Linked DNA regions of Mus musculus: all the other regions are linked to region 3. Evidence: chromatin loops called from intact Hi-C (ENCODE). Cell type or tissue: left cerebral cortex. All regions are shown on one strand. Each heading gives the region's core, and the rest is flanking DNA. Links, peaks and the distances in the headings are about the cores only.

The links. Peaks named below come from ENCODE experiments on the same cell type or tissue, not always from the same donor. Only the 100,000 strongest peaks of a DNase experiment are listed, where the experiment ranks them.
Region 1: it touches region 3 in a loop (3-fold over the local background); 7 of 42 quality-filtered maps call a loop at or near these places.
Region 2: it touches region 3 in a loop (4-fold over the local background); 7 of 42 quality-filtered maps call a loop at or near these places.

Annotation. Positions count from the first base shown.
Region 1 is chr6:116,188,165-116,198,099 of GRCm38, reverse strand. It overlaps Tmcc1 (transmembrane and coiled coil domains 1), which reads left to right and starts at 4,726. Exons shown (of 6, transcript NM_177412.1): 1 at 4,726-4,842. It also overlaps the pseudogene Gm8213. In left cerebral cortex, for the core only: no CTCF peak of the experiment used is centred there; a DNase peak (open chromatin) is centred at 4,545; H3K4me3 peaks cover 3,215 bases; H3K27ac peaks cover 1,286 bases.
Region 2 is chr6:116,203,993-116,213,927 of GRCm38, reverse strand. It overlaps Washc2 (WASH complex subunit 2`), which reads right to left and starts at 5,895. Exons shown (of 31, transcript NM_026585.3): 1 at 5,801-5,895; 2 at 5,599-5,721; 3 at 4,810-4,974. The coding sequence starts at 5,721. It overlaps 9530062K07Rik (RIKEN cDNA 9530062K07 gene), which reads left to right and starts at 5,935. Exons shown (of 4, transcript NR_131013.1): 1 at 5,935-6,026; 2 at 6,671-6,774. In left cerebral cortex, for the core only: no CTCF peak of the experiment used is centred there; a DNase peak (open chromatin) is centred at 5,884; H3K4me3 peaks cover 1,874 bases; H3K27ac peaks cover 1,373 bases.
Region 3 is chr6:116,006,690-116,016,624 of GRCm38, reverse strand. No RefSeq gene overlaps it. Among named protein-coding and RNA genes, the nearest start is that of Plxnd1, 17 kb to the right of the region's middle. In left cerebral cortex, for the core only: a CTCF peak has its summit at 5,893 (motif pointing left); a DNase peak (open chromatin) is centred at 5,887.

The sequences.
Region 1 (9,935 bases), core at 2,147-7,146, 180 kb before region 3:
GAAAGGGGGAAGTTCAGGGATGTTTTGAGAGTACTTCGTGGAAGAAGCTGACCTGCACTGTGGGTCAGCAAAAAGTTCTCTGAAGAAGAGACATTTAAGGTGAGGCCTCAGGTTACCTATTAGAGAGGAAGATGTACCGGGCACATGGGGTGTGCATCTGTAGACTCTGAGGTGGGAGAGGAAAAACTTGCATAATAGTTAGAAATTCAGAATTATAAGCATATGGTAAATTTCTTGACTCTATGGAAATAGTTTTTCACAGGGTTTTTGTAGTGTTTTGCCTTTGAGTGGTTTTGCCTGCGTGTATGTATTGCAACATGTGCATACAGTGCCCTCAGAGGTCAGAAGGTGCCAGATTCCCTGGAACTGAAGTTACAGATGGTTGTGAAGTGCCACATGGGGTTGGGAGTTAAACTCAAATCCTCGGCAAGAGCAACACATGCTCTTAATCCCTAAGCCATTTCTGAAGCACAACCCCACCCCCAATTTTTATTTTTTGATTATTATTATTATTGTGTATGCATACAGCTGACTGCATGTGTAGAGGGAGGTCAGATACAACTTTTAGGAGTTAGTTCTCTTCTTCCAAGATAAATAATAAAATAGTTAATCCTTTCTTTGTAACCACAAACTGCTGCCTGCCAGTAAGAGAAGCTGGCTGCGAAAACTACCTTGCTTGCTCACATTTGTTGATCTATAACAACTTGCTTCTTTACGAATGTACATGGGTCCTTAGGAATAATTTATTTACCTGCACTACATAATGTTATTTCTTCTAAAGGTATAGGGGAACATACTGTTTTATCATAGTCAGTCACTAGAAAGAAAATAGAATGTAATCGCATCATAATTTTATATTGCTTGAAAATTTTGCAAGGATATAAACTATGGTAGAAAAATAAAGTTGTTGGAACTTTGTTCCATCTATCAAATCTGTATATATGTATACGTGTAAAGCTTGTGTTAGTGTGTGTCAGAGCTTGCTCCACCCAGCATGTATGTGTGTATATGTGTATGTATGTACATGAGAAATGTTTGGAGCCTGCTTTTTGGAACTTTGTTCCATCCACCCACCAGGAATGTGTGCGCATGTGTGTGTGTGTGTGTGTGTGTAATGCTTGGAGCCTGCTTGTTGGAGCTTTGCTCCATCTATTCAATGTGTGTGAGTATACATGTCTGTCCATCTATCTGTCTGTAGGTTTGCACGCATGCATGCATGCATGCATGCATATATGTATGAAGTTATTGGAGTCTGCCTTTTGCTTCATCCACTCTGTCTCTGTGTGTGTGTGTGTGTGTGTGTGTGTGTGTGTGTGAATTTTCTCTCCTTTTCTTTTTCACCAGACCCTAAGAGTTAAAAGAGTTCAGAGTCTTTCACTGGCCATAGGTAGTGACAGCCTCAGTGAATGAAGCTTTGTTCCCTCAGAGAAAAGAAGTCAGCTGAGTAGTTTCTCTAATCACTGGCTGTGACAGGCAGCAGCCTCCATCAGTCGCTGTCTGGACCAACCCATGAGCTCCTTTTAGCGCTGTTTTCAGCCCTGACCCCATCACTGATGCCATGCCTCGCTGCCTGCCTCAGTTTACTTTAGGTGTCAAAGCTGGTCTTTGACATATCTTAAAGTCCAGTTCTAAGAAATATAATGCCCTCTTCTGGCCTCTGCAGGCACCAGGCATGCACAGGGTGCACATACATATGTGCAGGCAAACATTCATACATTCGAACAAAATCTTCTTATAAAATTACCCAGAGTAGTGTTCACAGATTTTGCAGTGATTTAGTGAAAGTTCTGACATATGTGAGCAACAACTTAAGTCTTTAGTCTCTCCATGTTTATTTCCTATAGAAAGTATTATTAAATAACATTTGTTAGTCAACTTTGACTATACTTTTTTTTTTTTTTTAGACAAAATCTCACTAGTAAACTAGACTGGCCTTAAATTCCCTAAGATCTGCTTGCCTCTGCTTTCTTAATGCTGAGATTAAAGGCATATGCCACCAACGCAAGCTAACAGTGGTTTCTGAATGGTACTGCGCATGTGAAATGTTTGAGGGTTAGCAGCACTACTTGGCAAGGATTCAGAGGTGTCTTTGTTGAAGTGGGCGTGGCCTTATTGGAGGAAGTCTGTCTGCTACCTGCTTTGCTGATAGGGTACTAAACCTTGGAAACAGTAAGCAAACCTAAATTAAATACTTTCTTTTCTTAGAATTGTTTTGGTCCCTTTTCCCTTTCTGCCACCGCCATGCCATCCGGACTGAGGAAGACCCGGAAACTCCGAGGCCACGTGAGCCACGGCCGCATCCGTAAGCACCGCAAGCACCCAGGCGGCCGCGGGAATGCTGGAGGCAGGCATCACCGCAGGATCAACTTTGACACATATCACCCAGGTTGCTTTGGGAAAGTTGGTATGAGGCATTACCACTTGAAGAGGAACCAGAGCTTCTGCCCAACAGTCAACCTGGATAAACTGTGGACATTGGTCAGCGAGCAGACGCGGGTCAATGCAGCAAAAAACAGGACTGTAGCTGCTCCCATCATTGATGTTGTTCGATCAGGCTACTACAAAGTTCTGGGCAAGGGAAAGCTCCCTAAGCAACCTGTCATCGTGAAGGCCAAATTCTTCAGCAGAAGAGCTGAGGAGAAGATTAAGGGTGTTGGAGATGCCTGTGTTCTGGTGGCTTAAAAGCCACACCGGAGGTTAATTAAATGCTAACATTTTCAAAAAAAAAAAAAAGAATTGTTTTGGTGTCTCTTCATTAAGACATTTAGCTTTTTATTTCTTTTCTTTTGCTTTTAAAAATTAAGTATGGCTAAGGAGAGAAGTATAACAGGTAGGTTACCAGTCTTTAATTTTAGCTACTCAAATGACAGTGTGGATACTGTAGTTTGAATCTGCAAATCCCTAGATGAGTAAAATGTTACCTTTTGTTGGTTAATGGCCATTTTTACATCTTGTGAAATACTTACCAAAGCTTTTTGCCTACTGTTTTATTGGGTTGTTTGTCCTATTATTTCGGGCAGAGGAGGTAACTGTGTAGTTTAGCACTTACTTAGCAGGCCAGTTCAATCCTCAGCCCTGAAAGAAAAGGCCTTACATCTCCTAGACTAGACAAGACTTTCATTGGATATACTCTACTTCTGAGTTCATTTATCATCAGTAATTTGCTTTTTTAATTACTCAAATGTTTATAAACAACATGAATTTTGATAAAATTTAACTTATCAAATAATGTCATGGTTCATGACTTTAAAATAAATCTTTGCCTAACTCAGGGATACAAAGACTTTTCTGTATTTTCTTCTTTCTTTTCAGTCTTATCTTTAGGTTTATCACCCATTTTTTAAAATCAGCTTATTATTATTATTTTTTACAATGGCATACATGCTTAGCCTTCATTTTCTGATCATTTTCCTTGGTGGCTTTATTCATGCTGCCCCTTACATGTGCAAGCTCATCCTCACCACCCTCCAATCTGAGTCAACCCTGCCACCTCCTTCTCCTTCACCTTTCCTTTAATTTATCAAAATGTATATCCATTTTACTCCCAATGTTTTTCTCTATGAGCACACTGCGTCCTTGCTTTCACCATCTTGCCAGTTGCTTCCTGAATGACCTCCCTCACCCAGGCCACTTTTCACATGGCTGCATAATAATTTAAAATCAGACATAATAATCAAGTTCCTAGCCCTGCAACCACGGCTGAAGAAAAGCTCAAAGGCTTCCTGAAACTCTCAGAAGTCCCAAACCTTTTTTATCTACCTCTTTTCACGTGCAGTCTAGGTCCTGACTGCAGCACCCTGACCAGTAGCCCCTTAGCTCCCCTTCTGGCCAGGCCGTGTCCTCACCCCAGTGCACTCTTTGCAACTTAAGGATTGTTAAATTGGACTGTAGCTCCATCATCCCCAACTACATTTCGCCCATTTGGTCTCCATCAGCTTTCAAACTTCACGAGCCAATGGACTCTGTTTATTACCGTTTTCCACTCACAGATCCTCCAATACCGGAAGAAGCTTTGCCATCTTAGTGACGGACGACTGAGTTAGAGACATCCCGATAATTAAAGAGATGAGCTACTAGGGGTTTTGTCATTGACCTAAAGCCAGTCCCTAGTTGGAAGGCCCTGGGAGTCAAGGTAGAGAGAATTGTGCGACTCGGAGGAGTGGGTCCCAGAAATTAGCTTTAGCCTGTTTAGCAGGACAGCTGGCCTGAGTTACTGAGGCTCTGAGGGCACCCGAAAAGCAGAGAAAGGGGCTGAGGATACGTGGGGTCCAGAGGTGGAAGAGCCGAGAAGCTGAAGAGCCCACGGTCCGAGGGGTTGAGAGGCTAAAGAACGACAAGCCGAGGAGTCGAAGAGCCGAGATGCTGAAATGCTTCAGCGTCTGAACTGCAGGAACGGTCAGGAAAAACTCTGGCGGAGGATGCCGCACCACCTGCAGCGCCTCCGCTTACTTGACCTGCGCCCGCGTGGGGGGGTGGGCCTGAGGCGTGGCTACACCTCTGGGTCGGGTCACGCCCCCACGGCGTGCGCGGTCCCGCTCGGCACCGCCTTGCGCATGCGCTGTCGGCGGGAGGCGGAGGTTGTGGGCGGCTGTGGCGACGGGGTGCGCGTTCTCGTTCTAGCTGTCGTTCCCTCGCGCTGGTTCGCGCTCGCGCGCCGGGGCCGTGGCAGCGGCGGCGGAGGCGGCGGCGGCAGCGGCTGAGGCGGCGCGGGGGGCGGGCCGGGAGGGGGGGGTGGTCGGGGTGGGGATGGACCGGGCGCGGCGGCGGCAGCTGCAGGAGCCGGCGCTGGAGACCGAGCCGCGGCGCTGGCGGAGACGCCGGCTGTCCGTCGTCTCTCCACCGGTGAGTAGGACTGGCCCAGGCCGTGGGTGGGGACGGGCGATCTCTTTAGCGCGGCCCGTCGCGGTCGCGGGGCCTCCTCGAGGCCTGGCGCGGATCGGACCTCTGGTCGCTCTGGCGGCGCCGAAGCCCCGGGCCTCCGGCCGGACCCCGCGTCTCCGGGCCTTCTGCCTGTCATTGGGACAACCCCCGCCCCCGCCCCCGCTCGGGCACTCTCCCCCGCTCTCCTTTGGGCAGAGCTGAGCGAGGGGCGTGTGAGGACTCGCGCCCAGGCCCAAGGCCTCCTGGCTAGCCGAGGTCTGAGAGTCCTCCCTCGTCCGGCCCTGCGGTACCCATAAGTTGGCCACCGAAAGTCAGCCCTTGCCACCTGAAACCAGTCTTGCACCTTTTGTTTTGATTTTGAACTCGTGGTTTAACTTGGAGGAGGAAACCCGCTGTCCTGCGAAGAATAGGTGAGATGGGAGTCTAGGTGGTTAGGATGCCCTTTATTAACCCTTTTTGTGGAGAGCAGGGGGCCCGCAGTGAGATGCATTTCGCTACAAAACCTGAGATTTCAGCCTCAGCCAAAGTGTGGACGGTGTTGGTCCAGTGATTCAGTGTCTGTCCCACTCCATCCCTGGACAGCGTTGATGGAGGTTCCCCTACTGGATCTGCTGCTGGGGCTTCTGGAGGTAGCCCACTTGAGCTCTTGGAGAATATCTCTCTGTGCTCTGGTGTCACGTTTTACCTTAGTCTTCATAGATCATAACCAATGTCCAGGCTTAGGTTTTATTGGAAAAAAAAAAAAAACGACTACCATGCACCCCTTCTAAAATGGTTGTTGTCATAGCCTGACATAGTTGTCAAAAGATCCATGTGCACATGCGTCCCTGGAATTCCTAAATTGGCTTTTCTTTTAAGGAAAAAAGAAAAATAGAAAGAAAACAAACACAGTAAAAACCCCAAGATTGAAAAAGCAGGTAACAACTTTAGAATATAGCACAAGTTTGATTTGTTCCTCTCCCTGTCCTGTATCTTAAATTTTAGAAATTAAACTAAACCTTTGTCTTTGAGTGTATAGAATTTGCATAAAGAAATTGTCACAAAGCTTGGAGGAAAACCTTAATAGAAATGGTAAGATATAAAATCCTCCAGGACCTGGGGTCTTACCCCCCAACTTTCATTTACAGATTGAGACTGAAATTGTGAGTGGGTGGTAGTTTTATCAGTGTCTCGTAACAGAGATACTTAGAGGTGGGATTTTAGATCAACAGTACCTTGCCCTCCACCAACAGAATTGGTTGTGTTTTTTGAACTTACACACCCACTCTCTGGCTAGTAGAGAAAGATTAAAAAGCTGCTTCTGGTTTGTGGGTGGTAACCTTTTAATTTCTAAAGAATTCTCATCTGCTTACAGACTAGATAGTTGATGAGCCCCATAGGAAAATTCTAGATATTAAAAATTCATTAGCACATGATCTAGATATCTTGTCATTATGGACGCTTATTAAAGACTTGACGGGATATCAGTACCATGTACTCTGTATAGGAAATGAGATTTCTCAGAGTATTTGCATCTTAAGATAAACAGAAGCACAAACAGTGACAGTGTTATGTCACCTCTCAGTTGTTGAGTCTTTCATGAGCATAAACCTCTTGGAGTTTCAGTGTCTTGGACTAGTTGGTGAACACCAGCAATTTGAACTGTTTGGTTCATCTCTACTGGAATGATAGCCCTTTTCTATAGGAGAAAGCATAAACCCAAGAACATTTATGAACCATTCACTCATTCACCAGATATTTACTGAGCCTTTACTCTGGCCCAGAATTCTTTTTAGATTATAATAAAGGAACAGAACAAGGCTTCTGCCTCAGTGAGCTGCATTCTGGGTGTGGAGCAGAGGCATAGACAACAAATAAGCAGGCATGACCATTTCAGTGACTAGAGGACAGCAGGCAGTAAGCGCTTTGGGTTTGTTGTTTGTTTGTTTGTGAAGAAGAAAGTAAATATTTTAGCTTTGAGGCACACAGCCTCTGTTGTAGCCATGCAGTTATTGTTTCAGTATGTGCAGCAACAGACAGAAAGTAAACTGGCATGTCTATTTTCCAGTTAAACTTAGACCCTGAAGTTTGAATTTTCACATATCATGAAATGCTCGTCCTTTCCTCTTTCAACCATGTAAACATGTAAAACTAATCTTGGTTTACAAGCCACTTAGAAACCTGGGGCAAGCTGAAACTAGATTTCTATAGAAAAAGTTTGCAGGTCCCTAATGAGGATTATGATAAAAACAAACAAACAACAAACAAAACAAAGAAAACACTAGTGTGACAAGTAACTAGGGGCTAGGTGGAGGGTTGCTGAGAGAAGCCTTGCTAGGGAGAACTTGAATTATGGCCTGAAAGATGGAAGAGCTTTTCTGACAGGTGGAAGTGTGAAGAAATGACCATGTTCCTTGCATCGAAGTCCCCATACACCATGCTCTTCTTGCTTTTGTGCCTGTATGTATGTATGTATGTATGTACTCCATGTATAGCATGGCATGTGTGTGGAGGTCAGAGGAGGCTTAGCAGTAAGCACCTTTATTCACTAAGCCATTTCACTGGCCCAACCTTTGGGTCTTTTCATCCTGTTATATTCCACTAGTTTATTGCTGTTCCCCATCAATTGTAAAAAATCTTGTTAAAGAATTTTTTTTGTTTTTGTGTTTTTGAGACAGGGTTTCTCTGTATAGCTCTGGCTGTCCTGGAACTCACTCTGTAGACCAGGCTGGCATCGAACTCAGAAATCTGCCTGCCTCTGCCTCCCGAGTGCTGGGACTAAAGGCATGCACCACCACACCCGGCTGAGATTTTTTTTTTTTTTTGAGTCAGGGTTTCTCTCTGTAGCCCTTGCTATTCTAGAGCTATGTAGACCAAGCTGGCCTTGAAGAGCTCAGAGCTTCTGTCTGTTCACCACCATGCCTAGTTATTATAAAATCTTACAAGTTAAAAAAAAATAATTCTCACGTAGTTGCTTTCTTTAAATGTTCAGAGTGGTTTTCTAGCCTATATATGAACAGCTTTAATGATAAAAAAATTCATGACTTCCAGGTAGTCTATGCTGTTATAAATGTAACTATTACAATATTCGTTCTGTGAGATTGATCTTTTTACCTGGGAGGGAACCTGCAGGTGGTTGTACCTCATTCCAGGCTTAGGCTTCAACATTGGTGTGTGGACAAAAATCACTCACATAGAGTGCAAACTGTACTTGACAACCCTTTAAACTGCTCAGAAAATAGTGTGCATTTTTTGTATATATAATCATTTAGAGTTTTTGGAGACTCCGAGCTTCACTGGAGGAAGAAACAGGAGAAAGGAATTTTTATGCAGATATGCAGGCCTCCAAACCCTTTGCTTTTAAAAATAGTTACCTAATCTCTAGCAGAGTGTGGGAAATGGAGAATTCCGATGGATTGCTAGCTTCATTCAGACTTTAATTCTATTGTTACATTAAGTCTACATCACATTAATAAATGCTTATAGCTTCCTGTGAATATTAAGGTGACTTGTAGGTAAGGACATGCATGGGACAAAAAGTAGCAATATATGTATCCGGTCCTGTGAAAAGTTGAGAAAAACTTGGCCACCTGCTTCCTGTCTTTCCCTCTTGGTATTTCCTGTTATGGCTCTAGGGAACAGCTGTCACTTTCTTTGCCTTGACTATTGGTCACATCTTACAGAAGTCACTTGTGTGTTAAATGGGTGCATGATGATTATTTTTGCCACATGGCTCTTAAAGTATTTGAGCATTGCCATTGTGTTGCCATTCAACTTTTTACATTTTAGGGATGCTTTTTGTTTGTTTTTCTATCAAAGGGAGATGTTTTTACATTTTCTATTTTTTTCATTTCTGTTTGCCTTTTTCTAGTTACTTTACTATATGGATTGTTCTTATATATGTTTCTGTTTATCACTTCTTCACTTTGGTGCCCTGAAGTATATGTTATGATGCAAACTCAAGTTTGATCTTCTTCCTGAAGCCTTCGCTTAAAACTCCTACCACTTTATACTCCTACCACTTTATACTCCTACCACTTTATACTCCTACCACTTTATACTCCTACCACTTTATACTCCTACCACTTTATACTCCTACCACTTTATACTCCTACCACTTTATACTCCTACCACTTTATACTCCTACCACTTTATACTCCTACCACTTCTCAGACTTTTGGCTGTGATCAGGTGCAGACTTTATGTCTCTCCACTGTCACTTCTGTCCTTTAATGCTTTCTTATATTCTGTTTCATGCACTATCACTACTTCACATTGAGACCTTCATGAAAGCAAAGATCATATTTTAGGCATTTTTCTTTTCTTTTGTGGTTCTGGGGATCGCACCCAGAGCCTTGTGCATGCTAGGCAAGCACTCTACTACCAAGTAACATTTATAGCTTTTCTTTTGGTGTATGTGTATGTGTGTGTTTGTGACTGTGTATGTGTTTGTCTCCTTCTGTGTGTACATGTCTGTCTGTCTCTGTGTTTCTGTGTCTCAGATCCACTGAGTAAAATAGCAGGCATATATTCCATCACAAAGTGTTTTTTTTTTTTAATTCTTTAAAATTAAACTTATTTTAAGGGTACTATTGGATTTCCAGAAGTATTATGAAGCTAGAACTGAGAATTCTTGACTCTCTTGTACTGTTTTCTCTTTTATCAGCATCTTGTTTTTGTTTTTTGTTTTTTTGTTTTTTTTTTTTGGTTTTTTTTGAGACAGGGTTTCTCTGTGTAGCCCTGGCTGTCCTAGCACTCACTTTGTAGACCAGGCAGGCCTCGAACTCAGAAATCCGCCTGCCTCTGCCTCCTGAGTGCTGGGATTAAAGGCGTGCACCACCACGCCCGGCCTCAGCATCTTACATTAATGTGCTTTTGTTACATTTAATGAATCAATATTAATAGATTATTATTAAATTCTCTCTTTCCAGCCCTTTTCCTAATGCCCCTTTCCAATCCCTAGATCCCACCAAGGATACCTCATTACACTCAGTAGTTTTTCCATCTCCCCTCTTCTTTTGCTTGGGATAATTTCCCAGTCATTTCTTATACTTTTGAAATGACTGCTCAGATGT
Region 2 (9,935 bases), core at 2,992-7,991, 200 kb before region 3:
CTTGTAAATAATTAAGCAGTAGAATGGAATCACAGGTAAACGATCAATACAAAGAACTTCAAAAAGACAGAAATACCAAAAGCATACACAAGTGGAACCCAGGTCCTCCACATATATGTACCAGATGTGCAGCTAGGTTTTCCTATTAGTCCCCAACAACTGTGTTCCATGGTATTTTCATACACGTGCTCATTACATGTTAGCAGCCCCTGGATGCTGACATCTTGAGGGGTAGATTTTAGTGATGGGGAAAATGCTCAGTATGGATGGTTTTAGACTTTAGCCAGAATGTCAGCCTTTTCAGGTTAGAGATCTTGCCATGCAAATTTGAAATGACTCCAGTAGCAGTACTATCTTAAAATCCCACATAAAGGTTCATGTATTTTTATTGTTGTTCTCATATTGGAAATGTTTGGTATAGGCTGCTAAGTCCAGGGTGACCTCTAAAACACCCACTGGTTTAGGAAGCCCTAAAGGCTATGAAACCTTTGAGGGTGGAGTTCCCAGTAACTGCAGCTAATCGGGGCTAAGTCACTTCCTCGCCCTTCCTGGGCTGAGCCTGCAGCTTTCCTTCATGAGCATTCAGATGGGTATATGATAAAACTGGCAAATACCAAAGGGAGGAGAAGTGGGCTACATGACCCGAGGAGCAAGGGAAAATGATAAGGATGGATTTTTAAGGTTACACACAGCTTTTCAGTTGTATGTTTTCTCATTCAGTTATTTAAGTATCCAGGGTGTCTGTGTATCCAGATTGTGCTAAGACCTATGGATATGTTTAGCTAGATGCTAAGACTGATTCTGAAACTTTAAAATTAGGTTTGCTAACATGTAATGCACACTTATATGAAAATACCATATAACACATCACATACAATGCACATATATGATGAAAACTTTAAAAACAAAATTAAGACTTCAGTGGCTGGAGAGATGGCTCAGTGGTTAAGAGCATTTGTGACTTCTCCTTTAGAGGACTGGGGTTCAAGTCCTAGCACCCACATGGACACTCAGAATTGTCTATAACTCCAGTTCTAGGAGATCTATCTCACCAGGCATGCATGTGGTAAACATATTTGTACATGCAGGCAAAATACTCATACACATACAAAGTTATAAAGAAATCTTTTTTTTAAAAAGTAAGCCTGCTAGACTGTTAGGAAATGCCATGAGGACTAAAGATGAAACCTATGCCTTTAATCCCAGCACTCAGGGAAGCAAAGGCAAGCCGATCTCCATGAATCCAAGGCCAGCCAGGTCTAAATATGTAAGTTCCAGACCAACCAGGCTAAATGGTAAAACCCTGTCTCAAGGGGTACTGCCTACCATGGAGGCTCAGGGTGAATCAGGCAGACAAGAGCATACAGAGCAATCTAAAAAGAGGAAAAAAAAGCCTGGTAGCAAAAGAAGCTCCATGCCGGGCGTGGTGGCCCATGCCTTTAATCCCAGCACTTGGGAGGCAGAGGCAGGAGGATTTCTGAGTTCGGGAAATGATGAAAACATAATTTTTATACTTAACAGAATGATCCTGGAAAGTCAATTTAAGTTTCTTTTTAAATTTTTTTCCACAAAGCTAAAACAATCTTTAATTGGATTTTAAAAACTTCCTATGGTCTTTACTATTTTATATATCCAGGCAGGTGTTTTGCCTACATCTATATCTGTGTACCTTATGTCAGAGGGAGGCATTAGATCCCCAGAACTGGAGTTCCAAGTAGTTGTGAGCTGCATGTAGGTGCTAAGAATTGAACCCAGGTCCTCTGGAAGAGCAGCCAGTGCTATTTAACCTGAGCCATTCTTTTCTCGAGCCTCCTGTGTTCTTTTAACAAACTCAAGTCATTAACTAGGACTGCTGAGTCTGAGGTCAGCCTCTGCTGCAGAATGAAACTCTGTCTCAAGGGAAAAACAAAAAAGGCAAGGGGTGGCACCTTAGGAACTGGGTTCCTTTCTGCTCAGAATTTAAAACACAGGCCAACACTGAACAGCTGTTCTTTTTCAGGAGTCCCTCTTGAGTCCTTACTAATGATTCTGTGTAACTTCTATTGCCCTCAAAAGTCCTTACTGTTCTTTTGCCCTAGAAAGTCCAGCTTGCTTCACTAATTCTAAGATGTAGTTTGCAATTATGGGGCTGCCTCTGAGACTAACAAAACCCAACTGACTTTAAATAATCTCTCAAATGGGTTTCCAGAAACCTAAATAGCTTCAGCCTCCTAGCCTGAACTGGAATTCATGAGAATCAATGTCAGAGTTTGAAGAACATACACAGGTGAGCAGACAGATGCAATAGGCATTTTTGTGAAGTTGATTTTTTTTCCCTCAGTTTTCTGAAGGACTAGCTATTCTCCCAACATCATCAGCTGCTCCTCCACAATGGGAAGACGCTGTGTGTGCCATGTGGCATCGTAAAAGATCTTGGAAGCATTTACATTTAGTGTGGCACCAACACACTTCTGAAGGATCCTGATGGCAGACTGGGAGAGGAATAAGGCCTTCTCGTTAAGGGGACAAAGACATGAATGGAAATACAGAATCCACAGAAGTAGACATACGTAAAGAACAATTTTAAAGTTTTCACAAAACCTAAGCTATGGGAAATTTTAAGAAAACTTTGCCCGAAAAAGCTAGACGAGGGAGACTAGCTAATTAAGATCTATGATCAGGAAATCAAGCTTCTCACGCCTCCTCTGCCTGAAAACAGTGTGATCTGGTACCAATCTGGTACAGGGACATGGAGTACAAAAGAAAACTTCCCAAATTTGTTCCTTGCCTGATCTACAGCTACAACATTAACTACAAGAAGAGCTGAGCATCTGACATAGCAAGAAAAGCGCACGCTAAGAACTACACATAAGAGCAGCACATAAGGGCAGGAGAGATGGCTCCATGGTTACGAGCACTGGCTGCGCTTCCAGAGGTCCTGAGTTCAATTCCCAGCAACCACATGGTGGCTCATGACCATCTATGAAGGGATCTTCTGGCATGACTCCTACACTTAAAAAAAAAAAAAGACATAAATAAACTTTAAAACTTATAAACAAAACAAAACAAAAAGAACAGCACATAAAACTATCCACTCCAGCTTGATGAGAAGTGATGGGGGCTGCTGTCATCAACAAAGGAGAGTACAGTCCCCTAACTGATCCTTCCAGGGAGAAAAGTGCTCAGGCTGACCAGCCAGGTTCTGTGCACATCAAAGAGTATCCTCAGGTTGAGCATGCCAATCCAAAACTCTGAAACCCAAACAATGGCATGACATTCAAAAAAGTTTGGACATGGGGCTGTTTGAACTTAGGGATGCTGAACCTGTAAGGTCTCTGTAGATCCTACATCCTAAAAACCTGAAATCTGAGCAACTTCTAGCCCCAGTATCCCAGAATTTGCACACCCATCTGCATGGGTTTACTTGAATTCATGTTATGTTTCAAACCCATTGCCATTAAAGAAAATAATTGGTGGCCTAGTCAGCTCAGTGAGCCAGGTAGGCTGGCACAGGCAGCACTGAACAAGAGTCCTCACCAAACCCCATGTCTCAAACAAGATGGAATGTGAGGTATGGCACTCCAGTTCACACTATTAAATTATGCAAACATGCATCAGCAACAGCCTACTTGGCACTCTGCTGCTTTTACAATCCCAAATCACGGGGTTATGATCTTAAACATTTATGAAATTGTTTAATAATCCTCATCTAATAATTTCAGGATGCTGTGGACTTGAGTAATTCTCTTCTCACTGCTGGGTGTAGGGCTGTAAGCCTGTAACCTCAGAGGTGAGAATTTCTCTCCAAATTCAAGGCCAGCCTGGTCTATATAGCAAGTTCTACACTAGTCAGAACTAATCCTGAGCTGCTAAAAAAAAAAAAAAAAAAAAATACAACCGCCCCCCCCCAATGCCTTTCTACAAATTAATTCAGAAAAATATTCTTGGATCAGATGAACTAAGCTCCCCCCACAGCCCCCCACCCCACCCCCTGTTCTCAATACATTCCTTTCCCTTTGCTAGATGGCTCCAGGCATGCCTGCGTCTTTTCTATTGTAATTCTACCAAGATAATTTATCTGTGTATTCCTAGCAGATTGCAGGAACTCACTATGAAAACAAAATTCACATACACTTTAGTTAAAGGCCAGCAGCATTTGTACTGGTGACTCTGTGTCATATATTCATCCAAATTGAAAAACTGGTGCTGGCGGGACAGTAGTGGCCCACACCTTAAATCTCAGTACTTGGGAGGCAGAGGCAAGTAGATTTCTGTAAGTTCCGGGCCAGCCTGGTCTACAGAGTGAGTTCCAGGACGGTCAGGGCTACACAGAGAAACCCTGTCTCAAACAAACAGAAGGAGAAAAAAGAAAAGGAAGAAAAAGAAAACTGTAGATGACGAAATGCAAAGCAGACATCTGCATTCACTTACACAACTGAGGGAGACATGATGGACCTACATAAAGTCTCTAGGGACTGAAGGCAAAAGTGGGGCACGTGAGGCCAAGCCAGGCTTAGAGCTGACCATACTGAATGAGCACAGTGGCTTTTTTGAGAGGCACACAACTCTGCTCAAATGGTAATTGCCCTCAAAACTAAAAACAGAAAAACCAGCACGAGGCAAACCTTATTATTAGATGTTTTTAAAGGTTTGTAAAACCCATGAACTTTACTGATAAAAGACACTGATTTCAGAGAAAGGAGCTTCAGTTACCAAGAACCAATCTATCCACCAAAACTTAGAAGAGAACCTTATTATCATTATAAATGACAATAGTTCTTACTCCCCAAAAGGGATTATTCGAAAGTCAGATACCATAAAACAACTCACATTCTCAATGAACTGGGTATTAGACAGCATGAGGAAGTCATTGAACACATTATGCAGACGACAATGTGTGGCTTTGGTCTCCTGAATTAATCCATCCACCTGCTTCTTGATTTCATGAGTCCTGGAGATAGTCTGCTGTGAGAATTCCTGTAGAAACTGTAGTAGCTATTTTGAAAAGAAACATACACAAGTATCAACACTACATGTGATTTAAAGCAAAACAAACAAACAAAAAACCCCTCCCCTTTTGCCCCTATGTTAAGAAAAAGGGATGATACTGTTGATCTAAGGTCAGGTGACCCTGGAAAGCATTAAGAAAGCTCATCAGATAAGTTTGTCCAGAACACAAAACCAGTATCACATTTCTACAGGGATTTAAAGCCCTGTTTGGTTGTCACGCTCCAGAGACCACATAGTGTGACAAAACACCCCAAATCCCACTTGTATGAAAGTTCTGAGCTCTTAGGTCCCGAAGTGAGCAGATCTACTCAAAAATATGTGCTGCCCCATTTAGCCCCAGTTCTAATACAGAAGGGCCTCCGTAGAGACAAAGCAGTCCTTGGAGAGGGCAGAAACAGAATCTGCTCAGCAGGATGGCGTGGAGGGCAAGGTTGAAAAGCCACTGCACGGAAGGAAACCCGCGTCTGCGCGGCAGAGTGCTGGGTAGAAGCCCACAGGGCCGCCCTCCCCGGTGTCTGAGATTGCGCCTTTGAATACTGGAGGAAGCGTGTCCCCGAGGAGGGGTAACTACAACTCTGTCCCTCCCTTGGCCCCGGGTCCCCCGCTCACACCGGCGTCAGCCGCCAGAGACCAGTTCTGACTGCTGCGGCGGATCTCCTCCACCGACCAGGGCCGTTCCCACACCGGCTCGGATGCCGGAGGCCGCTCCGAGTCGGGGCTCGTCCGGTTCATCTACAGCGAGAAGGACAAAAAGAAGAGCTGAGTCTGGGGCGAAGGATCCAGCCCTGCCCTCCTGGGCCGCCGTCCTCACCACGATGACACCGCCACTCAGCAAGCTCCAAAGTGACTACGGGAGTGGCTACTACACTGCCCACCCAGCGCGGTGGTAATCACATGGTTCACGTCACGTGATGGTGTCCTCACGTGACCTGGGGCGCAGCCTCTGATCGGGAGCTATGGGTTAGTAGCTCCTGGGTAATTGGGTTTGACCAGAGAGAAGGTGTTTAAGCGGCCAGCTAGTGCGAAAGAGGCGGAAGGTACCAGTGGGGCCCATGCTGAGGAGTCCCGTGGCCTACCAGGTGGGAGCTGAAGAGGAAGGAGAGCGGAGGACGACTTCCTGGATGTGCGGCGGCTTTATTGATTATGCATGTGATGTGAGACTAGCCCAGGGCCACAGTGACCCTCAATGTGTACATCTGCTAACCGGTTTGGTTTCAGTTCAATGTGGATCCGCTTGAAATTCTTGAAACCCTCAGCTGAGATTCAAGGCCGGGAGGTGGAGGGGTAGAAATCGAAATCCAAAGCTCCCCTGGCTGTCCACTAGCACTTCCTTGTGAACAGACCCCTTTCTGAGTTGGTCTTGCCCAGACTGACTTTTAGAAATAACCCCTTATCTTTCCTTTTTGTGTGCCCGAGAACAAGTTACTTAGCTTCTTCTATAAGCTTTCTTCTGCATATTAAAGAAGCAATACAGCCGGGCATGGTGGCGCACACCTTTAATCCCAGCACTTGGGAGGCAGAGGCAGGCGGATTTCTGAGTTCGAGGCCAGCCTGGTCTACACAGAGAGAAACTCTGTCTCGAAAAATAAAAATAAAAAAGAAGCGATAATAGGTGTTAAAACAGATAGTGCCTGGTATATGGTGAGTGCTCACCTTAGATCTTATCATTTCTCCTGTGCAGATTATTTTTCCAACTTTCAGATTTTGCTTTGTGGCCACCTCCGTTGAAACCTCATTAAAGATTTCTCTTTGGTATGCAACTAAGACAAATGAAAACCTGCTCAGGTAAAAATCTGCAAGAATTTTCACTGTAGTGTTGATCCATACCCAGAAAGCAGAAGCAATCTAAATGTCCATCAGGTGACGAATGGATAAACAAAATGCTGTAGAACCACGCAATTCACCAAAAGAAATAAAATGCTGATATATGATAGGGCATGAATTAACCTAGAAATACTTCAATTGAAAGAGGTCAGTCATATACATGAGCACAGGTTATTCTATTTATATGAAATATCCAGAATGGATCAATCCAGAGAGAGGAAGTAGGTTGGTGGGGGCCAGGGATTGAGGAAAGAAGGGAATGGGGAGTTAACTGCTTATGAGCAAGTAGTCAGCTGTGAACTAGTAAAGCCAGGGTAAAGGCTCAGGTTGGTTTCTGTAGCATTAGTGTGATTGTATCTGTGTTGCTGTTAGGGTGAGCAGGTGTTATAGATAGACATTAGATTTAGGGTTATGATTAACATTGTGGTTATGGTGCTATTTTGGGGGTTAGGGTTAAGGTGGCTGTCTTAGTTATTTTTCTATTGTTATAATAAAAATTACCTCAGAAGCAACTCATAAAAGGAAGGGTTATAGTTAGGATTTAGTGTTACGGTTAATGCTGAGATAGTTGTGAATTATGGTTAGGAGAGCGTTAGTCTTAGGGTGAGCGTAACAGATGAAGGTTTAATTAGGATTAGGGCAGCCTTAATATTCATTACACAGCTGGGTATGGTAGCACACAATTTCTTTATCCCAACCCTGAAGAGGCATATCTAAACTGATACATGTTTGTGTGAAGGCAGCCTGGTCTTAGCTTAGTATTAGTGTTAGGGAAGGGTGTTTGACTAAGGTTAGCTTAAGAGTAGTTTTAATAGAGTTTAGAATACAGTTTGAGGTAAGCAAACCCCTTGAGACCTAATACTTGAAAGGCAGAGGTAGACAGATTATCTGTGAGTTTGAGCTCCAACTTCTCTACATAGAGAGTTCCAGGCCAGTCAGAGCTGCATGGTGGCATGATATCTCAAAAAAAAAAAAAAAAAAAAAAAAAGGTTAGGGTCAGAACTAGAATTATAGTTAGGCTTAGGGTTGAGGGTCAGGATCAGGTTAAGGGTTAGGGATTAAGGTTAGAGTTAAGGGCTAGTTATGGTTAAATATAGTGGTAAACTTTATACATAATCCTAACCCTTAAATAGAATGCTAAACCTAACCATAGTCCCTAACCAGAACCCTAATACTAACTCTACCCCTAATTCTAACCCTACCCTAGTCCTAACCATTGCTAAATCTAATCTTAACCCTAAACCATAGTGATAAAGTAACCTTAACCTAAAAACTATACAGAAAATTAACCATAATCTTTTTCATCTTAATCCTAACCCAAACCAAATACTAACCCTTAATTATAACCTTAAGCCTAAGTTACCGTCTTAGTTAGGATTACTATTGCTGTGATGAAACACCATGAACAAAAGCAGCTTGGGAAGGAAAGAGTTTATTTCACTCACAGTTCCATTTAACAGGTTGTCAAAAGCAGTGAGGGCAGGATCCCAAGCAGTATAGAAACCTGGAGGCAGGAGCTGATGCAGAGGCCATGAAGAAGTGCTGTTTATTGGCTTGCTCCTCAAGGTTTATTAGGCTTGCTTTCTTAAAAAACCAAAACCATCAGTCCAGGGTTGGCACTGCTCACAATAGGCTGAGCCCTCCCCGCCCCCATGGGCCATTAAGAAAATGCCCTACAGGCTGGCCTACCACCCAATCTTATGGAGTCATTTTCTAAATTGAAGTTCCCTTCTCTCTGAAAACTCTAGTTTGTGTCAAGTTGACATAAAACTAGCCAGCACACTTACCCTAATAATAATTATTACACTAACATGATCCAAAAATCTAACCCTAACATTAACCTTAGACATAATCCTAAACTGAACCCTAATCAAAACCACGAGCCTAACCCTAAACATATGTAACAGCAAAACAACGCTCATATTATTCAGAGCTCTAACAAACCCCTTCATCTAATGTAATTGTAAGACTAACTCTAGGCGTAGCTCCAACTAAACTAAAACCATGGCCATGACCTTAATACTGACCCTAACAATGACAAACCAAACCCTGTGATAATCTAGACCCCAACATAAACCCTATTCCTTACTCTAAACCTCATGTAACTCTAAACCTAATCCTACATCTTAAGGAAATTAGAACCAGAAAAGTCAAAATATCCATAATTGTAACCAGAATCCTAACCCTAGCCCACTATAAGAATCCCAATCGTGTACCCTAACCCTAAAATTAACCCTAACCTCTAACATCTAACAATAAACAAACCCTAACTTCTAACCCTACTCCCTAACCTCTCTCATAGGTAGGCCTATATATGCAGCTTTATAAACATATGTATTTCCTAGCTCTGTAATAGATAGGTATATATGTGTAGGTTCACATGTACCTGTATTCCTTTGCTCTCTTCTAAGTACAAATGTGTCCTCCAACTCACATCCACAACTGTATTTCTCAGTTCTGTTACAGGTCAGCCTGTATGCACGTTCAGATGCATGCAGTTTTTAAGCATGGTCCTATGTTCGCATGAATTGCATTTTCACAGACATGAATTATGCATGGTCACATGTCAATGTATACATGAATGTCCCCATACATGCAATTTCTAAGCCCTGTCTTACATATGTTGTCATATTTTTGTGTGTTCTGCCTATGTTTGTACTCTGTCTGATCATTCTTTTATGGCAGCATGTGCACAAATGTTCACACTCATGCGGTTTCTGAGCATTGTCATATGATTTACATACTGGGTTTCACAAAAGCCATGCTACATAGTGAGATTCTGTCTCAAGGGAAAAAAAGGGAAAAGAAAAGAGAAAAAAAAGAAAGAAATTGGGCCTGAAGATGAAGATGTAGCTAACTTCAAAGAAGGTTTGCATTGCATACATGAGACCCTAGAATTGATCCTTCACACCACATAAGCCAGGTATGGTGTTGGCATATACTTGTAATCCTGGCACTGGAGAGGTAGACAGGAGGACCATGAATTCAAGGGCATCCTTGTTGGCATGCTAAGTTGAAGGCCAGCCTGAGCTCAAGAGATTCTGTTTCAATTTTTTTCAAGTTTTAGATATTAAAGACATTATCAAGAGAATAAAAAGGCAACCACAGTTTGGAAGAAAATG
Region 3 (9,935 bases), core at 3,165-8,164:
TAAGGACTCATTGCTTAGTCAAGAGCAGCTGACATGGAGGAAGTGCCAGTCCCCATGGTATAAACATTGAAGGTGGGGTTACATGGCTGTCCAAGTGTGATGGCTCACATCTGTAATCTCAGCATTCAAATGATAACTCAAAAGCAGCCTGAGCTACATAATGATAATCCTTTGTGGAAGGAAAAACAAACAACAACAAATGAAGGGTGTAGCTTAGTGCTGGAACACTTGCCTAGCAAGTCTCTGGGGATCCATAGCCAATACTTAGAAAACAAAAGTATAGAATGGTAAAATCAGTGGTAGGAGACAAGCATATATGGTCTATGACTGGAAGAGAGATTTAACTCAAAAGCTGAGAGATGCTCATAAAAAGAACCTGGATTCCCTGAAACACACTTTTTAAAAATGCCAAGTGTAGTGGCACATGTGTAACCCCAGCACTGTGGAGTAAAAATGGGAGGCTCCCTGGGGCTTGCTGGCCAGACAGTCTCACATAGTTGGCAAACTCCAGGCCAGTGAGAGGCCATCAAAAAAGGTTGAATGGCACCTGAGGAACAACACATAGGGCAGATGGCCATGTGGTACGTGCGCACGCACACACTCCTCAGTAGAAAAGGAGGCAAAGGTTATGAATAAATGGTTCACAGAAAAACAAAGATGAAATAAGTATTCCAGAAAAAAAATGCTTAACTTTCTATCCAATCTGTATGAAGTGAAATATGGGGAAATATTGATTCCCATTTGTGTTGAGAAATGTTTTATTTATACAAATACGTATAGAAGCTCCACATTACACTGCTCCCAGCGTTTGTTTGAAGAAAACTGGTAAAGGATTTCCATGATTGACACGTGTATGAGTCTTTCTGTACCAAACATTTTAAAGGTTGGTTTTCAGTGATGCCTGTGTGGGGTATGTGCAAGTGAGTTCAGAGCCAAAAGTCACAGAGGCCAGAAAAGGGCATCTGGTCACTGAGAATTGAAGTGACAGGCAGTTGTGGGTGCTGGGGCAGAGCTGGTGTCCTTGGTGAGAGCAGTGTGTACTCTTACCTACCAAGCCCTCTCTAAGGCCGGGCATGAGGCTTTTTAAGAGACCATGTTTCTTCTCTTGTGTCAAACTTTCAAGACAGGGTTTCACTGTGCATCCTAGATTAGACACTCCAGCTGTCTGTGAAGGACCCAACTGTGTGCCTGCTGAGTGCCCTAAGACAAGTTCAGAACTGCACCTCAGAGCCTCTGAGCTGTGGCAAAAGTCTGAGTGAAAAATGATAATCTCAGGTCTCATGGGTGCAGGCACCTGCCACTAAGGCTGATGATGTGAGTTGAGTTCCTAGAAAACACGTGGTGGGAGTAAAGCACTAAGTCCCACATGTTGTCCTGTGACTGCCACATGTGCACAATGGCAAGTGTGCAGATACACACAGAGTATATGAGTAAACATAAAAATATAGATACACACAAGGCATAAGCAAATATAAGCACACACAGAAAACTGCCCCTTGAGTGCTAGATTATAGGCATCTGCTACTACCCCTGGCTCTGTATAAAGAAAGGGCACAGGTGAGATGGCTCAGCCAGTGCGTCCCACACAAGCTTGACCACCCACCGTAGAGGAGAGAGAACCCAACTTCTAAAAGTTGTTCTCTAACCTACACGTGTATACTTTGGCACACACATGAGCAAATGCACGTGCACATACGCACACACACACACACATACACATGCACACACATATGTATACAGATACACATATTTTTTTTTAAACAGAGAAAGACCCATGACAGTGAGGAAAGAGACTACACAGTGTCCTATGCTGGGTTGTGCTGGACCATGTCTGAGGTTGTCTGAGGCAGAATCTGAATGGGTTTGGACCCTTTGAGCTCTTCCAGCCTGGGGGTGTAGTTCTGGAAACCAGGGACCAGTGTAATATCAGCAGTTGGTGTCGTCTGATCCCACAGCTACAGAGCAATCTGTGCAAGACTGGCCTGCAGCAGGGCGCTGACATCGGGACAGGAGCCCAAGCTCTGTGTGGGAGGGAGAAGGGAGGGTCTTCCCACCAGGTGAGAGAGAGCAGTAGCTCTCAGCGGAGGCTGCAGAGCGGCGGGGCTAAGAGATGATGCTGTGCTTTGTGGTCCTCGGTCTGGTTTTTGTCCCCTTTAGGAGTGGATGTAAGAAGCTGAAGACCCAGGCCCCACACATGCTAGGCCGGCACTTGAGCACTGAGCTACACAGCAGCCTGAGGAGCTGGGGTTTAGATGGGCCAAAATGGCTTAGGAGGGTGTGTAAATTAGAGGAACTGTGTCAGCAAACCACAGGCTGAGGGGACCAAGATGAAGAGTTTGAGCAAGCGGGAACCAAGCTGCAAGGAGCAATAAAGGCCAGCTGGAATGGTAGCTCGGTGGCTGACGCGGACCAGGATGCACAAGGCCATCCCCAGTATTGAAAAAGATAAATAAAAATTAAAAACTAGACACTGAATGCCATGCTCCAGGTTTATTTACCTGGCCACAAGAGAAGCCATTGAAAGTGTCGAGAGATGACCCAGCCATATGTTTAAAGGCAATTACAGCCTTTCAAAAGGAACCAGTAGCCAGGTTTTCATGTCATCCAAATGGGCAATATGGTTGCAAAATGCGTCCTGCAGGCTTTGGCCCTGCCCACCCCACCCACCCACCCCCCACCCCCGTGAATACCATAAGGAAAGGAGGTGAAATTTTGCAACTTCCTCCTCCTTGCCTTGCAAACAAGGAAGTAACAGTCACTGTAAGAAAACAATTTCACAAGTTTTAAAGACAATGAAACCTTAGCTCTCTCAGGCTGGCTTCGGACTCACTCTGTAGTGAGGGTGGCCTTGAACTCCTGAGCTTCCAGCCTCCCCTCTCCCTGTGCTGGGATCACAGGTGTCCACTTCTGCATCATCTGGCTTTAGAATTCAATTTTTTTTTTCAAGACAGGCATAGAGGCACATCTTCATAAACCCAGCATTCTGGAAGCAGAGACAGATCTCTCTATGAGTTTGAGTCTACCCTACTCTCCATAGCAAATTCCACAGCCAGCATGACGCAAAAAAAAAAAAAAAAAAAAAGTAAATAAAAAGATTTTTAAATTTGATTTTATTTTTAATTGTGTTTGTGTCTTTCTGTTTGTGCACGAGGCACTGATTATAGTTGTGTGCTTGTGTGTGCAATGGTCATGGAGGCCAGAAGAGGTTTTACAATCCCCTGAGTGCTGGGAACTGACCTCAGGTTCTCTGAAACAACAGTACATGCTCTTAAGCAACAAACCATCTCTCCAGACCTTATTTTTATTTTTAATTATAAATAGATGGAGGTGAGGTGGGTATGTATATGAGTGTAGGTGCCCATATGGAGGCCAGAGCATTCCTTCTCTGAAGCTGGAGTTAGAATTGGTTGTGAGCCACTCAAGTGCTGGGAACCAAGCTCAGGTCCCCTGTAAGAGCAGTACGTGTCTCTTAACTGTCCAGCCGAGTAGCTCTCCAGCCCCTCAATTTTTTTTTTTGAATCTTATTTATTTAGAGTTAGAATTTCTCTGTGTAGCCCTGGCAGTCCTGTAATTTGCTGTGTAGACCAGGCTGGCTTCACTAGCCTCAAACTCAGAGATCAGCCGGCATCTGCATCTCAAGTGTTTGGATTAAAGGCATACACGACCACACCCATCTCAAGATCCCCAGTTCTGAAAGAAATCAAAGAAAAAAAAGGAGAAAGGAAAGAAAGAGACAGAGGGGGAAAAGAATGGAAGGAAGGACTGAGGGAGAGGAAGAAGGAGAGAGAGAGGTGGGGGAGGAGGGAGAAAGAGAGAGAGAGGGAGGGAGGAAGGAGAAGAGCCACTCAGGGAGAGTGGCATATGCCTGTAACCTCAGCACTAAGGGGCCAACTCTGGAGGACTGCAGGTTTGAGGACAGCTTGGGTTGTGTAGTAAGACCATGTGTGAAAACACAAACAAAAATCCCAGTTTCATTTGACATAATCCAGCTTATCTAGAATGTTCTTACATTTCAGGAGGGAGTAAGTCAGGAGTGACAGAGCCTGCTAAGAGGCACAGCAAGTCATGAGTGACAGTAGCTGCCTCCCTCATGGAAGGCTAAATTCCATGTCACAAGCCACTTACTCCAGCACCCGATAAGAGGCTTCTTATTAGAAGACCTGGTAGTCAGGTACCGATCGATGTCACTCTCCAACACTCCAGAATGTGTCCTCTGTCATTGACCCCACAAAAGACCAAGTAGTCAATATGTGGGCTTTCCCTGAGCAGCCTTGGATCTCGAGTGAGTCTGGACCCCGGCCCCCCAAATCTATATATGTCAGAAAATTCTGCCATAGTGGTAACAAAAGAACGTCCCAGCCACAAAGGACAAAAACTTGCCAATAAATACACAAAGGCTCAACTGGCTCTGAGATGCTGTCTTTTGTGGCTTTGTCCCCAGCGTCTAAAGCAGCACACAATAGGTGCAGCACACAATAGGTGCAGCACACAATAGGTGCAGCACACAATAGGTGCAGCACACAATAGGTGCTCATTCAAGAGTAGAACTTAAAAGCCCACTGCTTATCAAATCCTGCTTGGTCTACTTCTGAGGATGCAGCCAAGCTGCTCTGCCAAGTAAGAGTTCTGCTCTGCCTGCCTGCCTCCCATGACATGGGAGGCCCGAGGGCGTGGTTGGCAGTTTGACGCTCAGACTCTTGCATTTCTGCTGTTCCATCAGGCCAGGTAAGGAACCAGGATTTGTTATCAGACTGGGGAGATGGTTCGGTGGACCCACTTAAAGCTGGACTCTGTATCTTTGCCCCCTGTAATTCCAGGGATGCTGAGGTAGACACGGGAGCTCCATGGCACTCCCTGGTCAGTCAGCCATGGTCAGTCAGCCCAGCCATGGAGCTCCAGGTTCAGGAAACTATGTCTTTAAAAAAAAAAAGTGGAGAGCGATTAAAAAGAGACTCAACTGTGAGAATGGTCACAAAGCCTCTTGGCCCAGCAGCCTGACTCCCTGGGCACGGACGGGTACAGAGAGGCTTTGGCTACAGCAAGCCAGAAGCCTGCACTGAGCTTCTATACACAGAGAGAGAGAGAGAGAGAGAGAGAGAGAGAGAGAGAGAGAGAGAGAGAGAGAGCCTTACACCCTGGGCTCTACACACATACCCCACTCATACATGCACACCCTGCATGCACACACACATGCACATATGCACACGTGCACAAACAGTTCTAGGGCTTCAAAACCCATATTGACTTACCTGTAAATTTTGAGGTATGGTTTCACTCTGCCACACTCATAGTGGTCCTCCTGCCTCGGCCTCCCAAGTTCTGGGATTGTAGGTATGCAGAGAATCCAATGTGAAGGGAGAACACCAGGTCTTTCTTTCATGGACAAAGGCTCCTTTCCAAAATCCCAAAATGAGAGTAGCTGTCTCCAGGGTCTTGGTTGATGCTAAGTCATTGCCCTACCCCTGAGCTAAATCCCCAGACCCACCCCTTAAAATTCATATGTGCAATACTAAAGTTTGAATCAGCCCAAGAAAATTTAATAAGTTGAATTAAACCTGGAAAAAAAAAAAGACAACAACAAAAAAGGTAACATCTAAATGACAGTCTCAGAACCTCCCAACTGGGGCAAAACCACTATGAGACACGCGATGGGGACTCCTGGTTTTAGAGTAGGATTTGGTAAGTCTGATAGAAGTGTTGTCAAGCCATCTGCTACAGATCACCCATGCTACTTGCCTGTGTCAACTGGGGGAGGCTTGCATGTTGTTGGTGAGTGGGAGTGGCAGAACGTTAGAATATGATGGGTCTGATGTAAGGAGATCCTGGAGTTATAGGAATCACTCTCGAAAATTATTAAAAACAAAAGGCAAACCTGGTCTCCGTCGCCACCTTGTGGCTATGTTTGGGATTGCACCCTCTGAGACACTCCCAAGGATCCACCATCCACACTATCTTTAGCATGTTCACGACAACCCACTCCTACAGGGTTCCTTGATCCTGTGGGCCCTGCTAGGCACACTCTCCCATTTCTGCAACTGAACGTTTAATGAACATACCTGTAATCCCAGCACTTGGGAGGTAGAGACGGGAAGATCAGGGTCACGGGTCACCTTTGGCTACATTGGAAGTTCAAGGCCAGCCTGGGCTGCCTGCGACCCCCATCTCAAAACATCTTTATGACCACTGACCTGTTTCTATCCACCTCTTCCCACCATAGTGGAAAAACTATCTCAGTGATTCACCTGTGTCCCAAATGCCTGACACAGAGCCAAACATAGACCACACACACACACACACACACACACACACACACACACACGAGGCTTCACGTGAGTAAAATCAGGAGAGCACAAGAGTCTTGGTGTCCTGCCTGCTGGCTGGGAGCAGCGGCTCCCTCAGTCACCCCAACTAGAGAAGAAGCACTGTGGCTACAAACACTGCTGCCCAGGACCAGGAGGCCCCCTCCCTCCCTCCCTCCCTCCCTCCCTCACACAGGGAAACTAGGGTTAGGCCCAGGACTCTAGCCCCAGTCAGCAGACCTCAAGGCTGTCTTTACCAGTTGGCTCAATGGTCTGGTTGGTCTGCACCTCTTAAGTCCACCCTAGGGGGCTGGTGAGATGGCTCAGTGGGTAAGAGCACCCGACTGCTCTTCCGAAGGTCAGGAGTTCAAATCCCAGCAACCACATGGTGGCTCACAACCATCCGTAACAAGATCTGACTCCCTCTTCTGGAGAGTCTGAAGACAGCTACAGTGTACTTACATATAATCAATAAATAAATCTTAAAAAAAAAAAAAATGTCCACCCTAGGGCCTAGCTCAGCAGGGACAGTGGGTTGGGACAGTCCTGGAATTCAAGAACAGTGGTTGCAGGCCTTCTGACCAGCCACTTGCCTCGTTGCCTGACTCCCTGGGCATGAGTCACCAAGAGGGCTGGAAAGGCGTGGCCACGGTGTGCCTGGCTTGAAAGGTGTCCCTGCCGCCCTGCCGATGAGCAGTCGCTTCCTTTTCCTCCCATTGTGTGGCTCGCTTCCTTTGTCTGTCTGCTCACCGGCTCATTTCTCAGTTACCCTGTGACATTCGGGCTGACCTGGATTTCCAGGCCATTCCCACACATAGCTTTAAGGTTGCCGAGTTGTCTAAATCTGAATGAGCACGTGTGTGAATGTGAGCCTCTATGTTTGTGGCGATCAGAGGAAAACCCTTCCCCAGGCGCCTTTTCTTTGAGACGGTCTTGCACTGGCTTGGAACTTTCACCATGTAACTAGGCTAGCTAGCCATGAACTCCCAGGACACACCACCTCTGCCTGTCCTTCCCCGTCACTGGCCTCACAGACCTGTGCTACCACTCCCAGATTAGGGCCTTTTCTATCAGCCCTGGGTTTTGAACTCCATGTCCACACTTGTGTAGCGAGACTTTACCTTCTGAGTCATCTCTCCTGCCTGGTCCACTGTTATAAAAAGAAACTGCTAAACTTTTTGAGACGGAAGCCTGCAGCTGCGGTCCAAACATTGAGAGCCCTTACTGCTCCTCCGAGGACCTGGGTTCAGATCAACTCCCAGTAACTCTAGTTCCCATTCAATACTCCCTTCTGGTCTCCTTGGGCACCGGGCATTCATGTGATGCATGTACATACATGAAGACAAAGCACATACATAAAAGTAAATCCAAGGGGCTGGTGAGATGGCTCAGTGGGTAAGAGCACTGACTGCTCTTCCGAAGGTCCGGAGTTCAAATCCCAGCAACCACATGGTGGCTCACAACCATCTGTAACAAGATCTGGCACCCTCTTCTGGAGTGTCTGAAGACAGCTACAGTGTACTTACATATAAATAAATAAATCTTAAAAAAAAAAAAGTAAATCCAAAAGAGAGAGAGAGAGAGAGAGAAAGAGAGACAGATCCACAATGGTAGACCACATCACTCACCTAGCAGCAAACAGAGGTCCCACCATGTTTGACACAGGTTTGCTAGAACCTAGAGGTGACTCCCCCACGAACTGCCCCCTTATGTGTCTCTGTGTGTACACCCTATGCTTTCAGGTGCCTGCAGAAGCCAGAAAAATGCCTTGGATTTCCCTGGAGCTGGAGTGATAGGTGATTGTGAGCCACCTGCTGTGGGTGCTGGGATCTGAACTCTGGTCCTGTTCAGCTGGAGTGTAGATGTTAACTGCTGAGCCACCGTACCAGCTCTGCCACACCACACTTTGATTTGGTTTGAGTCAGGCAACAGGTTGTCCTGTGGCTGTCCTGAACCTGCTGTGTATTCAAGGATGACCCTGGCCGCCCGATGCTTTCTCGCCCTCACCTAAGTGCTAGGATAACGGGTGTGTACCAGGCCAGGCTTGCCAGAGTCCCGACTTCTCACAAACCCAGAGGCTCTCCCTCCTAGAAGCCCACTGATTTCCTGCGTGCTCCTTGCCAGCCAGGAGGGAATTCTCAGGCCAGCTCATGATGCAAGGATATGAGTTTCCATCAGCCCAGGAGGCCTGGTCTGGCCTGCCCCTGCCTGCTTTGTTTCCAGCCTCCCTCCTAGACAGGGGGTCTTTTGAAGAATTCCTAGGAGAGAGGCAGGAGAATAGCAGCGAACCACTAGGTGTGTTGGACAAGCCTGGCCAGCAGGGGGCCTCCTGGCTAAACTAGAATTCTAGCCCAGTTCTACCGCTGACACCTGGGGATTCCGCCCTGTGGATGGGAGGCAAATCTTGGCTGCACCTACTGTGTGCCAGGCCTAGGGGCACCATCCAGTAGGAAAAAAACCCCAGCGACACTTTGGTCAAGGAGGGCCTCTTTAAAGGGGACGTTTGAGCAGAGTCCAGAGCCAGGCAGCAGCCTGGGGAGGTCTGGAGTAAGTAGAGCAGAGTGATAGGGTAATGGGTCCTGGGTGGGGGCTGGAGGAGGGGCAGGTGTGCTGCCAGAGCGGAGAGCAAAGGGATGGTGTCAGAGGAGCTTAAGGCAGAGATGCCAGGGGGATGTGCGGGGGCCGGGGGGTGGGGTGGGGGGGAGTGACCTGCGGATGTGTGTGTGTGTGTGTGTGTGTGTGTGTGTGTGTGTGTGTGTGTCTTGTCATGGCTGCCTGGGTGGCTCTCCAGCAGTAATGCGTTGTTTCTTCAGTTCTAGAGGCAGAACTGAATGAAGCCCAAGGTCAAGGTGCCCCAGTTTTCTTTCCAAGCCCTCTCCCAGGCATGCAGAAGGCCACCTTCTCACAGCCCTAACCACCTCTGTAATGGCTTGTCCCCAGATGCAGTCACTCTCCAAGACGCTGAATTGCAATGTCACAATTGAGCCAGTCACACACTGCTTTGTCTGAGAGAGGCAGGGGCTTTGGCTAGGAGAGGGAGAAAGGGAGAGGTAGGGGGAAGGGGATGGGGGTAGAGCCCAAGAAAGAGTACCCCACTCTAGGGCCGCAAATGGCTGCTTGCAGGAGCTGTGAGCTGCGTGCTCAGCTGGACATGAGGGAGTGGCGCTGCGGGTCTTAGGCTCAACCCCAAGCTCTGCCTGAGGGAGATGCCAGCTTGCTAACTTGCATTCTGCATTCAGCAAGCGCCTACTGTGTGCAGTCTGCCTCCACGGGTGAGGGAGGCAAGGATAGGTCTAGTGTGCTGACTCGGCCAGTTCCTCCGGCCCTCCTTCTTCCTCCCTTGTGGGGAACCTGACTCCCACTTGGACAAACATCTTGTGGCTATTTCCACCTCGCCTGCCCGGAGCCCTGCCCGGCCTGAACAAACACTCAGGGCCTGTGTTTCCTGCCTCGGCTCTGGGAAAAGCCCAGCTGGGGCTGCTGAGGTCAGCCTTGGAGGGAAGGGAAAGGAGGGGGCAACTTCCAGGGCTGCCAGCACAGAACCCTGGGCGGCAGGGTCTTCTCTGAGCATGGATCTCTGTGGGAAGATACAGAACCCCTCTGCCACCAAGCAGGGCTGCTGGGTGTGGCAGGAAG